Linked DNA regions of Mus musculus: region 2 is linked to region 1. The links are chromatin contacts, found by Hi-C or POLR2A ChIA-PET in ENCODE. All regions are on one chromosome and are shown on one strand. Each heading gives the region's core, a stretch centred on a gene start or an enhancer-like site at or near the end of the contact. The rest is flanking DNA. Distances are from core to core; before and after follow the strand shown.

What was found. Hi-C counts contacts between places; a loop is a spot of excess contacts on that map. ChIA-PET counts read pairs that join two places held with the same protein, here RNA polymerase II (POLR2A).
Region 2: POLR2A ChIA-PET joins it to region 1 with 21 read pairs in Patski. The contact joins two enhancer-like sites. A Hi-C loop is called at or near these places in 1 of 37 maps with a recorded cell type or tissue (v-Abl transformed pro-B cells). POLR2A ChIA-PET finds 5 or more read pairs at or near these places in 2 of 5 experiments (Patski and embryonic stem cell).

What each region holds. Positions count from the first base shown.
Region 1 is chr16:30,658,448-30,664,952 of GRCm38, forward strand. No RefSeq gene overlaps it. Among named protein-coding and RNA genes, the nearest start is that of Fam43a, 62 kb to the left of the region's middle. Within about 2 kb of position 2,851, at least 1 of the 3 ENCODE cell types and tissues checked has a DNase peak (open chromatin) inside an H3K27ac peak, as active enhancers do.
Region 2 is chr16:30,961,369-30,967,873 of GRCm38, forward strand. All of the region lies in intron 3 of Xxylt1 (xyloside xylosyltransferase 1), which reads right to left. It overlaps Gm15742 (a long non-coding RNA gene), which reads right to left. Exons shown (of 2, transcript XR_384807.2): 2 at 5,161-6,505. Among named protein-coding and RNA genes, the nearest start is that of Gm46565, 12 kb to the left of the region's middle. Within about 2 kb of position 3,216, at least 1 of the 3 ENCODE cell types and tissues checked has a DNase peak (open chromatin) inside an H3K27ac peak, as active enhancers do.

The DNA of each region.
Region 1 (6,505 bases), core at 1,601-4,100:
AAACGAGGGATCTCTTTCTACCACCTACCTTGATCATTCTATCCACCCACTCTCTAGCCTATAATTCTATCTCGTCTATGACAAGGGCTCTCTGTATATGATTGCTAAGGAGTGTCAACTGCTCTCTCTCCCTTTGGACTGAATGCTTAATGAGAGCAGGCCTGTGCTTCCCCAGGGCCTACACCGCACCATTCACTAACAAACATACATGTGTCTAATGTTGGATGAGCAGCTGAGAGAGGGACTGGCCAGCTAAACCACAGGCAGTACAGGAGACCAAAGCTGAACGCAGGAACGAAAAGACTCTTCTCAGAGCCCTTGCCTTGTATCTGAGAGAGCCAGTGATCTTCTGAAACCTTTAACCTATTTGAATCCCAGCTTCCTCTTCAGGAGCTGCGAGGGATGGGTGTAGATACTCTGTGGAGTCTACCTAGTCTGCATCATCTGCGCTCACCAAGGCCTGGCATCTCCTGGCACAATGTAGAGGGATATCTTCATGTGGCTGATTCATGTATTTCCATTTGTCAGGCAACTCCTAAGTTCCTAGAGATGGGGTCTATATAAGGAGGCAGGAGCTTCCTCTGTGGTTTAATTGGGGAATAATTAGTAAGCAATGCTAACCAGCCCTTTATTAGTCATGGGTCTGATGAGCTGAAATGAAGCAAGGCTGAACGCAAAAATTCCATTAACTCTAGCCATATCTACACCCAAGGTCGGCCATGTCATTTGATGCTTTGAAACAAGCTGCCTTTCATTTATTGCAGTCATTAATTTTGTAGGGAGAGACAAAGAACTTGAATCTCTAAGCGTGTGAGCAATAACCACAGTTGAAGACAACCTTTTGGTCGGTTTGTATTTTCAGAGCCAGGGGTTCGCAGCATAATGAAAATTTCATAAAGAGCAAGGGAGAAGTAGCCCAGGCTAGAGCAAAAAAGAAGACCCCAGGATTCATGTTTGCTAAGAGACTTTTTATCTTACTCTGTGTGTGTATGTGTGTGTGTGTGTATCTTACCTGTTATTCAAGCACAATTGGGAATCCTGTGACTGCTATAGTCTGGATAACGAGGAAATCAGTAGAAACAGACACTGTCTACTTAGGCTGAGCTGAGTAAGGCAGACTCTGACCTGCCTGCAGTAGGATTTGTGCACCGGGAGTGTCTGGTAGAAGGCTTTGAATGGCAGGACTGTGTCAGCAACTGACACAGGATAAGACAGTTTCTAAAGCTTGCTTCACAGTGAGCCCATCTTGCATATTTTCTATGCAGTTGACACTGATAACCCATCCCATGGAGTGTGTGTATAGATACATTTCTCCTCGTCTTAAAGCCAGACAGAGTTTTGTGACTGCCCTGATGAATGGGGTGTGGGAGAATTGCTATGTGTGTCTTATTTAGGTTTTTCTATGGCTGTGAAGAAACACCATGATCATGGTAACTCTTATAAAAGAAAACATTTAACTGGGACTGGCTTCCAGTGCAGAGGTTTGGTCCGATATCATCATGGTGGGAAGCATGGTGGCACATAGGTAGACATGGTGCTGGAGAGGTAGCTGGACGTTCTAGATCCAGATAGACAGGAAGAGAGCTTCCGTGGGCCTGGCTTTAGCTTTTGAAATCTCAAAGCCCACTCTTAGTGACACACCTCCTCCAACAAGGCCACATCTCCTCCAACAAGGCCACACCTCCTCCAACAAGGCCACACCTCCTAATAGTGTCCCTCCCTATGGGTCCATGGGGGCCATCTTCATTCAAACCACCACAATGTGAGTCCCAAGGCTAGAACACACATTTTCCTCTCTTGCAATATTTCTCCTTAGAACCCAGTCCCTGTTCTGTGAAGAAGACCAGGATAGCCCATGCTGAGAACTCATGGACATGTCAGACGTAGATCTTCTGGCAATAAGCTACCTGAAGAGCCTACTCATACCCAATGTGAGTCACTTAAGTAAAGATAACCCTGGCTATTTCTAGTTCCCTGTCTTCATGCCTTCCTAGACAACGCCTAAGCATGAAAGAGCAGAGGCCAAATCACCTTTACTAAGCTGGTTAAATCCTCAACTCTTGAGAACTTTCAAAAACAATAGTTGTTTTTGGCCACTCCCAAATGGCTGTGTCCTGGGGTCATATTGTACTGCCTCAAGAGAAGCTGAAATAAGCTCTTCATCAGGGAGCCTACGGTACAAGGCACTCACAGCAGCTTGTCTCAGTGGTAGTTGTATGCAGCCACAGGCAAGCCAGAGACCACCGTTTCTCCCATCTTCCCTGCTACTTCCTGTGATGTTCCTGTCAGAGTCGCCTCCTTAAGCTCCAGGAGCACTGTTCATAATGCTATCACAGTCTGTTCCATGGACCATTTACAGGTCTCATAGTTAACACTGGCGACCAATTGGGTTTTCAGTTGGGATATTGCAAAGAAACCTCCCCCAAAGCCCTTATGTGTCTCTCCATATTAGCAATAATAAATAAAGAAACAATAAATTAGAGATGTTGTGTTAAGTCCAATAACCAATAGGAGAAAGAAGCTGCACCAGCGTATGTACCAGGGATGGGGGGGGGGGAGGGGAGGGGAGCATTAAACCTGGATAGCTTTCCCTCCTGTTTCAGCTTCAAACATTTGGAAGTTCTTCAGAAATCCTTCATAAGATGATCCTGAAGGCAGGCTCTCTGCAAAGACATCCTGCCAGGAGGTTGACATTTGGAACCAAGGTGACCAGGGACAGGGCCGTAAGGCTGCCTGAGCATCTGCTGCAGTGATTACCACACTGCGGCATGTAGACCCAGCCAGGCCCTTTGAGATCACAGTGTAACTGAGATGGTGAGCATACATGAGGGACCTAGACCTCACAGCTGTGCCTGGGAGGAGATAGAAGGCTAGGGGGCAATCTCCGCTCAGCCCTACCCGTCAGTGAGTATTTGATGGTCTGCCACATGCTGCCACGGACTAGAGCCAAATGTGTAAAACCCAGCCCCGACAGGAGCTTTGTGCTCAAATCTTGGAAATTTACTAACCTCTCTTTGGCTCTCTTTGCTTGTCTGTGAAAATCAGGTACATTTGAGAACATCTAGTATTGTGAACACATGGGCATTCAGAGCATTCTGGCGGAGACTGAATGTTCCCAGCCATTCTTCTTGGATCCCGACTTAATGGGCCCCAATTTCTCAGCGGCATGAGAAGTCGGTTAGTAGAGAAGCAGGAAGCTGGGGAATGGCTCGAACAACATGAACAAGCCTGGCTGGACACACTGAGAAAAAAAAAATCTAACAGACGAGCTTCCAGAGTTACAGGATGAATAAGCCAAAGGGACCTGAATTCCGAGGGTGTTAGAACATTTGCAGTGGCTGGAAACACTTAACTGGGGAGGGATTAGTGACCGTAGCTAATTTGTAAAGCAGAGATTCCTTTCTATGGTCTGCTTGTTCTTGGTTGCTCAAGTCACCTGATCTCCCTCTGAGGTAGGTAGCTTCTTCCTTCTGTGATGAGCGCCTTGCCCGGGGAACAGGATGGCCCACAGGCAGAGGAGGGTCCCCTCAGGAAAAAGGGAAGGGGTGTTCTGTGGGATGGAGGCATCAGGGTGGTGTGTTTGAGACCTGTGGCCAGAGAGGGGACTCCCAGTCTTGGCTTTGTCACAGTTTCAGTAACATGAGGGTTAGCCTGAGCAGTCTGGCTCTGTCCCCTTGACACGGCGATGCTCCTGCTATGCTTTGCTTTCCTTTAAGCTCTCTTGGCTTCTACTGGTTCCCTCTGCCCTAATTCCTTTCTGGCTTCTCTACTCTTCTAAAACAGTGTCCACCACATGCCACCCCCGCCCCACTCCTGACTGTAGCTCACCTTTCTTCTCCCTAAACACGCTTCCACACAGCTCTGACAGCACTCCCATCTCCTGAGCGCACCAGGTGTTACACGAAGGATCTTTGCTGCATCCCTTAAAAGCCTGGCCTCTTATAGATAGCCTTACCAGACTCTGCTGAAAACCCAAATCCTCTGCCCATCTGGAGACAACTGAAGCAGGTATCCAGGGTCTCTTCAAAGCTGCCCTGGGGTGTGGAATGTGCACCCAGGGCTAAGAACAAAAAGTTCCTCTTCATCTGTGCGCCCCAGTGGGTTCAAATAGCTGCCTCTTCCTCCTATGAGAACAAACACGCAGTTCTTCAGATTGCTTTGTTTTTCTGTTTTAAGACAGGATTTCTCTGTTGCAGCCCTGGCTAGCTTTGAACTTGCTCTGTAGACCAGGCTGGCTCCAAACTCCTTCCATCCCCCTGCCTCTACCTCCCAAGTGCTGGGATTAAAGGTATGCTGCGCCACCACTGCCTGGCTCCGTTGCCATTCTTAATGATACTGCTGGGTCACGGGGCTGTTATTTCTTTTCTTCTTTCTTCTCCCCATGTCTCCCTTTCCCCCCTTCTTCCTTCCTTATTTATTTTAATTTTTGGATGGAGAGGGTCTCACTCTGTAGCCCAGGCTGCTCTTGGACATGTTATTGTCCTGCCTGGGCCTCCTAAGTAGCCCCATCTTTTTTTTTTTAATTTGGACCCCAAGTCCCGAGGACTGATTCAATATTACCCCTGTCTTTCAAGTCACGTTCTTACAGTGGTCCCTGAAAGATATTCTTTTTGGAATACCAAAGGTAATTATTCCTATACCTCAATTCTACGATGCTTCTTTATATAAAGATGGCCATTTTCATTTGTCTGCATTTATCTTTTTGACTGTGTTCTGATAAAGCATCCTCAGTCTGTGTGCATGCATCTTAATGCAAATGATTTGTCCCTGGATTCTTCACACCTCCGACGCACATTTTCACACACCAGGTCTCCCCGCTTTCTTCTCTGAACTCATCATGTCTCTTTCTGAGAGACAAGGCAGTTTTCTACAAGGGAAGCAAACTTTTCCAGGCTCAAATATGTGGTAGCATGCGCCTCTCCCATCCCTTTGTCCCATAACAGGAAGCTCGACGGAGATGAAGATGTGAAGAATTTCCTCGCTTCCCACAGATCCCAGTGCCTTGATGCAGAACGGAGAGACACAGCCTTCTAGAGCCAGAGTTCCAAGTCAGCCCAGAGGCATCTGGCAAACAATTATCCCCAGCCCCACCTTCTTCCAATTGGCTCTGATTTTACAGCCACTAATAGGGCTGCTTAAGTTCCCAGTCACCTGGGAAGGGAAGCAACTGAAGCATTCTCCACGAAGTGACTTGAGCTAAGTCTCATAGCAAAGCTGGGATAGCGATGCGGAAACTAGCCATGCCAAGATTCCATTGGAGGTTCTTCAGCTTTTTAAAATTGATTATTTTATTTATTTACATTTCAAATATTGTCCCCCTTCCCTGTTTCCCCTCTGCAATTCTCCTATCCCCTCCCCCTGATTCTATGAGGATGCTCCTCCATCTACCTACACACCCCAGCTCACCACTTTAGCATGCTCCTACTCTGGGGCATCGAGCCTCCACAGTACCAAGGGCCTCCCCTCCCACTGATGCCAGATATACAAATGCAAGCTGGAGCCATGGGTCCCTCCATGTGTGTTTTTTGGTTGGTGGTTTAGTCCCCAGAGCTCCCAGGGACTAATCCACCATTGGAGGTTCTTGATTTGCACTCATCACCCAATAGGTGTCTAGAGTCTGCTGTGCACAGATCAAAGGCAAACAGCTGTGCAGGGGACCTTGTCTGGATGAGTAGCTCCTGGCAGGTGCCCCTGTATGGGAGGAATGGACTCTGTGACCTGGTCCTCTGTCCCGGGCTTTGATCTCTGTGGTGCCAATGGTGAGCCTGGCGCTGAGACATTAGGGTGTTCCAGCCACTTGACCACACCTGGAAAGAACTTTGTCTTTCTGTCCTCTCTGGCAGCTTCTGGCTGCAGCAGACTTCCTACCCCAGCCTGCAGCTTTGAGATCCAGCTGGGTCAGTTTTATAGCCGGCAGAAGGAACAGTTATGACCGAGCTCCAACAACCAAATGTTGGTCTTTTTATGCAGAACCAAATGCAAACTGTTTTCTGGTCTTGCTTGTCTCCATGCCCCCCCCCCCCCGCTTTGTCTTGAGAGTGATGTGTGTTAGGTCTAGTTCAGTGCTCTCATCTCATAGGACTGAAACTGTAGTCAGATGGACTTGTTCAGGGTGACTGACCAGCCAGAAGGGCACCCAAGAGAATCCAGAGCCTCGAGCCCCAGGCTACTCACCCACTGTGACAGCCAAAGCTAAAAGTTCGAGCCCTTACAGGGCTGCTTGTCCTCAGCATATGGCAGACATCAGAGGCTCTGCAGGGAAGTGGTGGCCTCCTGTTGCTCTGCAGACTGCTGAGTTACGAGCAGGGCTCACTGGGGCATCCTGCTCTGTGCCCCTGTCTTGGCTTTGCTGCTTTTTGGCTCTGGGATCTAAAACAGGTCCCTGTCACTTAGTTACCAACGTTAGGAGAAAGAAACATGGTAGCGAGGCGAATGCACCTGCACTCTTGGCTTCAGGATAGATTTACAGGGAATTGGCCCACAAAAGCTCCCTGCCCAGAACCTC
Region 2 (6,505 bases), core at 1,966-4,465, 300 kb after region 1:
TCAGCTGACTATGTCCTAATAGCAAAGTAGGCACACCAGGCAGGCCACGCAACAGAAACTCAGCCAGCTGCGACTGCGGTGTTAAATGTCGGATGGTGGCATGGAGCTGCCTGTGCCGGCTGTGAGGAAGAACACCCTCAACGCTGCCCTGGCTTCTGCTAGTGTCTTCAGCCATCACCGACTTCCACCTTCAAGGGGTGATCTCTGTGTGCACAGGTATCTCTGCTCACCCAGAGTACGGGGCTGTCCTATTCCACAACAAATCCCCCTTCACCAACAGTTACATCCTGACGTCTCCATTCCCAAGAAAGGTGACATTCAACAGTGCTGGGAGCTACCGCCTCAGCAGCTGGAGTTTAGGCAAACATCAGGGCTCATCCTCATCTCACCGAATCTTCTCCATCTACAGGCTCAAAATGTGGGGAGGGGCACCTGGAACCCCCCAGGTTCTTGACTTTGCTGCTGCCACGGGCTGAGAAAATGTCATGGTGGGTGGGGAGCTTGGCCTGGAGAGTGGAAAGGTGGCTATTGCTAGAGACAAGACAGTGACAAAAGGGACACTGGCCAGCAATGTGAACCCTGAGGGCCCAAAGGGACAGACAGAGCCTGGGTCGGGGAAGTCCTGACGGAGTGTGTCTTGTTGACATGGGCACTGCCATTTCACTGTCCGACAGTGTCAAAGCCTTCCCTTGGAGACAGAGTGCAAATGAGGGACCGGCGTGTGCAAAGATGAGCAACTAAAGCTCCTCCCTCCTCCTGGATGCTTATAGTCTGCATGTAAGACTAGCCAACCTCTACCCAAGGACCGCACTGAGGTTCCAGGTTGCTGGTGTGGAGCCGTGGCTCCCCCAGTGTGCATGGACCCCACCAGATCCCTGCTTTTCTGTATGGGGTGTCTGTCCTTTATTCCCTAGTCAGGGCTTGGGGACCCACAAGACAAGAGAAGCAGCAGCCGCATGTCATCCAGCAGGAGACGCCCAAAGCCTCATTCTCACTGAGATACTCTGGGCACCAGAGGATACCTGAGGGCAGCAGCTAGGTATCACTGAAGGAGCATCTACTGACCTCAAAACGAACGAGCAGAACACCCCACTGCAAGGATGAGGCCAACTGTGTGGGCCACTGTGGCCTGCTGGGCAATGGCCTAGACTGGGCACAGGGATAAGAGAACTCTCATGGGACTTCGGGTGGGCTCCGGGAGCAGAGGGCGAAACAGTGTGCCCAGGGGAAATGGCTTTGTCTGCCACTGCAGGCGCTCAGCCCCAGGAGGGCTGACTCTGCAGATGTCTTTCCCTGCCTGCCTAGCTTGCTAAGGGTGCGTACCACAGCAACCAGCCCTTGTCCACCCAGCCATCTGGTTGTTTCTGTTTCGACATGGCTTCCTGTGCCAGACTTGGGCATATTCAAGGTGACCTACATTGCTGTTTGGTTCCCACAGCTGCACAGGCTATGACCAGTCAATCTCTGGGGGCTACAGAAACTCTGACGAGACAGCCTAGCCCCCTCCACACACCCATAGTCCTCTCAGAGCCCGGAAGAATCACAGCATCAGTCTGAGGCCTCCCCAGGCCCCCAGCCAGGCCCTGAAGCTCTGACCCCTCTCAGGAGGTGTTGAGCCCCCACCACACTGCAGGCTTCATGCCATGCCACCTGGGAGCAGGCTCTTCAACCTGCCTGGGCAAAACCTTAGTCACAAGCCTTTCTCCTAGCCCTGCTGCACTGGAGCTGGGAAGACGAGGCAGGGTTAGGAGACGGCCACCAGTCCATCCTACAAACTGCAGGGCACGGAGGTGCTGGAGTTGGGTAGATTCTGGAAGAGCTGCACAAGGAGGACCTGGAAAAGGGGAAGGGCAAGCCAGGGACAGGGAGCCATTAGCAGCAGTGCAGGCTGGGAGGGCTGGCATGTGAGGAGAAGATACAAAGCTGTAAAGAAGCCCAGCAGATGGCTGACACAGGCTGATGAAGGAACCCCAGACTCTTGTTGAGTTCAGACATTTAGCGGCTGGAAGAAGTGGAGTCAGGAAGATGGCGGCCTAGGGGAACCCCAGCCACCTCTCCTCTGCACTAAAACCTGAGCAGCTGATACTAACTCAGGCCTTGGGGCTCCTCTGTTGCAGGGATCTCAGAGGAGCCTCAGAGCCACACAGACCTGGCTGGGTCTGCAGGCCACGCATCAGCCAACCCTGTGATCCAGGCCAGCAGGCCTTCCTCCACTCCATCTCCTCTCCGCACAGTCAGGCCTTTCTCTAGGTTTTATCTCCCCATGTGGTGCCCTCCACACCTAAGCCATCAGCATCTAGCGCTCATCTTTTTAATTAAAAAGAGGTTTATTTTTGCATGCAGTCACAGCAATATAAAGTTCCGGGTCCATTTTCTTTGAGTCTGAAATGTCCCTTGGTTTCTAGCCGTGGGTGCTGTTCTGGGAGGCTGTGGCACCTTTAGAGCACAAGGTTTGGCAAGAGGAAGTGGGCCACCGAGGGTGGGCCTTGGGGCTCAAGAGCTTGACCGTGCACAGGAGGTGACAGTGACCTTTGGGAGAAGTGGGTAAGGGATACCAAGGAGCAGGGCATGCTGGACTGGAGAGGGTATGAACTGAATGAAGCAGAGGGGAGCTGACGGCATCTTGTCAGAGAGGCTAGAGGAGGGCAAGGAAGCATGTGCCAGAGCAACCAGACTGATGGGAGGGTGCTGGGGAAAGGGCGGGGGTGGGAAGGACCTGATGGGTAATGATCAGAGAGCACTTACTGTGTCCTAGACTGTTTAGACTTTACTAATATTCACACTAATATCTAAAGGACTGAGTGAGGGGAGGGCTGTCGTCTCCAGCTTCTAATGAGGAAAGCTAAAGTAGGGACAGGAGGACCAGGCTCAGGGATTTGCCAGGAAGAGGGGAGCCCTGGGGCATATCTAAGGTCAAGGATATGGAGGAAGTTTAGGAAGATGGCAGGTGAAGTAACCTATAGAGAAGGAGGGATTAGAGTGAGAACAGCTTGACCTCAATGCTAATTTTCAAGGTCCCTTGGACAATCCTCTTTGGGATAAATAACAGACAGATAAAATGGCTTGCCGGAGCCGGGAGGGTGTGAATGGAACCAGTCAGGTGAACCCTGGAATGCATCTTACTGGTGTTTGTCTGGAGAGTCACAGAGGCACTTGCCAACATGTTGGCCTCAAGTGGGTGAAGTAACTGGGGGAGGGGAAATCAGATCCCGGGGCAGGAGTGCACAGCCTGTGAGAAGATACTGGAGGCAGAGTTCAGGAAGGCTGCAGAAGAGAGGACATCTTGTACCCGCAAGCTGACAGCTGTGAGGCTCCCTCCCCCAGGGTGAAGAGGGAGGATGAGGCAGAGGCCAGGAATCCACATCAGTCTGAGATGCCCAGGGACAAAGGCTAGGCAGGCAGGGTCCCAGAGACGGAGGCCTCATTGAGGGCTGGGCACCGCTGTCAGGGATCCACTCAATTCTGGAGAGTTCTGGGACTCCAGTGACGTTAAGATGCAGACTGGGCTTGTGAGCACCCGGCCCCTGCTCTCCCCACACACAACACTTAGCCTTAGCTTAGAGAACCAATTCTGTCTGTTCCCTGAATCTAAGCCAAGGGGGTGGGGGATGTTTATCGAGGGGGAGACGGAGCCCATGTCACCTTTGGAATTGGCTCACTGCTCCCAACAGCCCTGTGGCATTGGAGGTCACAAGAAAAAGGGCCAGGGACGCACGATGGGGTGCTTTCCAGGACAGTGAGCAGAACGTGGGTGTGTGTGGCAGGAATACATAGGGGTATGTGTGGAATTTGACCTTGTGTCTCCAGTTAAACTCCACCAGCCACACCAATGCCCTTCACTGAAGGGAGCTCAGATCCAAAAGCCAGAGGCGCAGGGACTTGCCTCCCTCAGATGCGAGGGTCCAGGTAGCAGGGCCTCAGCGAAGCATGACTTCTTAAACCAGGAGAAATGAGGGCACCTTCCTTCCCCTCCCATCTAAGCAGACCCTGTGCCGCTCACTGCGCATCTGTGCGTGGGTTGGGTCAAGGTATCGGATAGTGGCAGCACACTGACACAGACACTGTCACCTCACAGGTCTTGCTCAGAGCAAGGCCGCTGTGGACTAGATCCAGGCTCTGTTTTCAGGAGCCTGTTACAGAGTGGGCCTGTCCAGTCACCACTGAGATGGAGGCGTCGCTGACAAGCTCCCAGGGGATAGCGCTGTTGCTGCTGCCACTGCCACCGCTGCCACTACTGTGGCTGGCTCAGGGTCTACTCAGAAAAAACAGAAGCTGGTTTCTGTTTGGCTAGTTTGGATTTGTTTGTTTGTGTTGTTATTCTTTTTAAAGATTCATTTATTTTTATGAGTACGGATGTTTTACTGGCACATATGTCTGTGTCCCATGTGCGTGCAGTGGCCATGGAGGCCAGAAGCACCTGTCAGATCCCCGGGAACTGGAGTTACAAATGGCTGCAAGCCACCATGTGGGGGCTGGGAATTGAACCCAGGTCCTGTGGAAGAGCAGCCTGTGCTCCTGACCAATGAGGAACTCTCTTCAGCCACTTTGATCCTTTTTAAATTAAAACATTTTAGTATCCTGTGTGTGTGGGCGTGCGTATGTGGTGTAGAGAGGCGAGAGGACAGCTCTGTGCAGTTTTCTTCTTCCATGCTCATGTGGCTCCAGGATGCAAGTCAGGTAGTCTTGCGCGCGCTCAACTGGCCAGGAAGAACGACGCTGCAACAGGATCCTTCTGCACACGTTTATTGGGAGAGCTTGATTGTAGAGGCGAAAAGACCTCGAGCCCAGAACTGGTGCTGCTTTTATAGGCCTAGGACAGGCGTTCTCTCTCATCTGATTGGTTAACTTGTCTCTCATCTGATTGGTTAACTTGTCTCTCATCTGATTGGTTAACTTGTCTCTCATCTGATTGGTTAACTTTTGTCAATTCTCAAAACCTCACCTTGGCAAAAGAACCTTTACTGGCTATGTATGTGTGGTGGCCAGCTGTAGCCAACTGCCACTCTGCAACTGCCACTCTGTAACTGCCACTCTGTAACTGCCACTCTGCAACGGCTTCCCACAAGGTAGGTGGTCACGTTTGTATGTATGCACGTTATCAGCGGTGCCACCTTATCAGCCCTTTTAAAACTGTTTTTCTAGAGATGAAGACTATAAGAGTAGTACCAACACCATTATTTTTTAATGACCATAAAACAGGCAATATGACAATTTGAAGTGTTTTGCAAATTCTATACTAACGCTTGCTGCATCCTCTTATTCTTGTACAGCCTTGGGTGGAGGGGCTCCCAGGAAAATGATCCCTAGAAGTAACATGCTCCCGGCCATGGAGCAGATGTGGGAGAGGGGCTGGCTCCTCCTTACATCACCAGTGCATGACCAGGTCAAGAATGCTGGGCTGGAGGGGCAGCTGGGCTCAGCTTGGACCACATTCAAATTTTGGTCCTCCACTTATCACCCTGGAAATTGTCTGGAGAACTGTCATTCTCCACGTGCCTGGCTTCTATACACAAGCCCCTGGCTTCTGGACTGTACCCAGGGATGTTGGGAGGACGCCATGAAACAATGCAGGCAGTGTCCAACATGTCTGACGAGATCACAGAAGCACAATTCAAGTTCACTGGGCAGTGAGGTTGCCAGACTCACACCCCTTCTGCTCTTATCTGAGCACGTGTGGGCCCTGCAACCATCAGCAGGTGACCTTGGCAGAACCACAGCCTGTCCTGGGGTCTCAATTTCCAAAACTGCTCAGTGGACTCATCAGCTGGAGGATCCTGTCATGTGCTGAAGCCCTGGTGCCATGTAGCTTGCAGAAGTGAATTTCAAGGGGACGCTGGTCACTGAACCCCGACATTCATCTGTCACCGGATGTGCCACCAGTGTGCTGAGTGTGCCGTGGGTTTTGCTAGGGTTGGTTACTCACTTTTGATTGAAATCTGATTATCGTTGACAGCAAAGCCCCTGACATATTCAGTATTGGGGTATGGGCGGTCTCCCATGAGCATCATCTCGCTGTTTGCTGTTTTTAGGAGTAGCACACGAGGTGCTCACTGTCCGGATACACTTCTGCCTAGTCCTTCCTCGTTCCTTCTCTTCTAGGTGGTCTCATGAGATGGTGCTTGACCTACCCCCCCCCCTCCCTCATGGCAGTTGTGTGAGAAGAAGGGCTGGGGCAGGGGAACAACCAGGAAGAGAACATCTCTGACCCCTGGAGCCTCTTCCCTTCCTTCCTTTTGGTATAGAAACATGGAGTCTTATGGTAGAGGGGGCTTCGCTGAAGGCACTCTTTCCCAACCTAATGGCTTAGTCACAGCCAAGGAACTCAGTCCCCTCTCCCCTAACATGATCTATACGACCTCTACATGGCTTCCTCAACCCTAGTCCATTTCCCGACCACTTCCTCAGACTGCAGGATCATGGTCTGAGGTCTTAATGGTGTGACGCCCACTGCTGGGAACCATCAGTGGCACCCCCATGTGCTCTCCAACCCCTGCACATGTTCCCA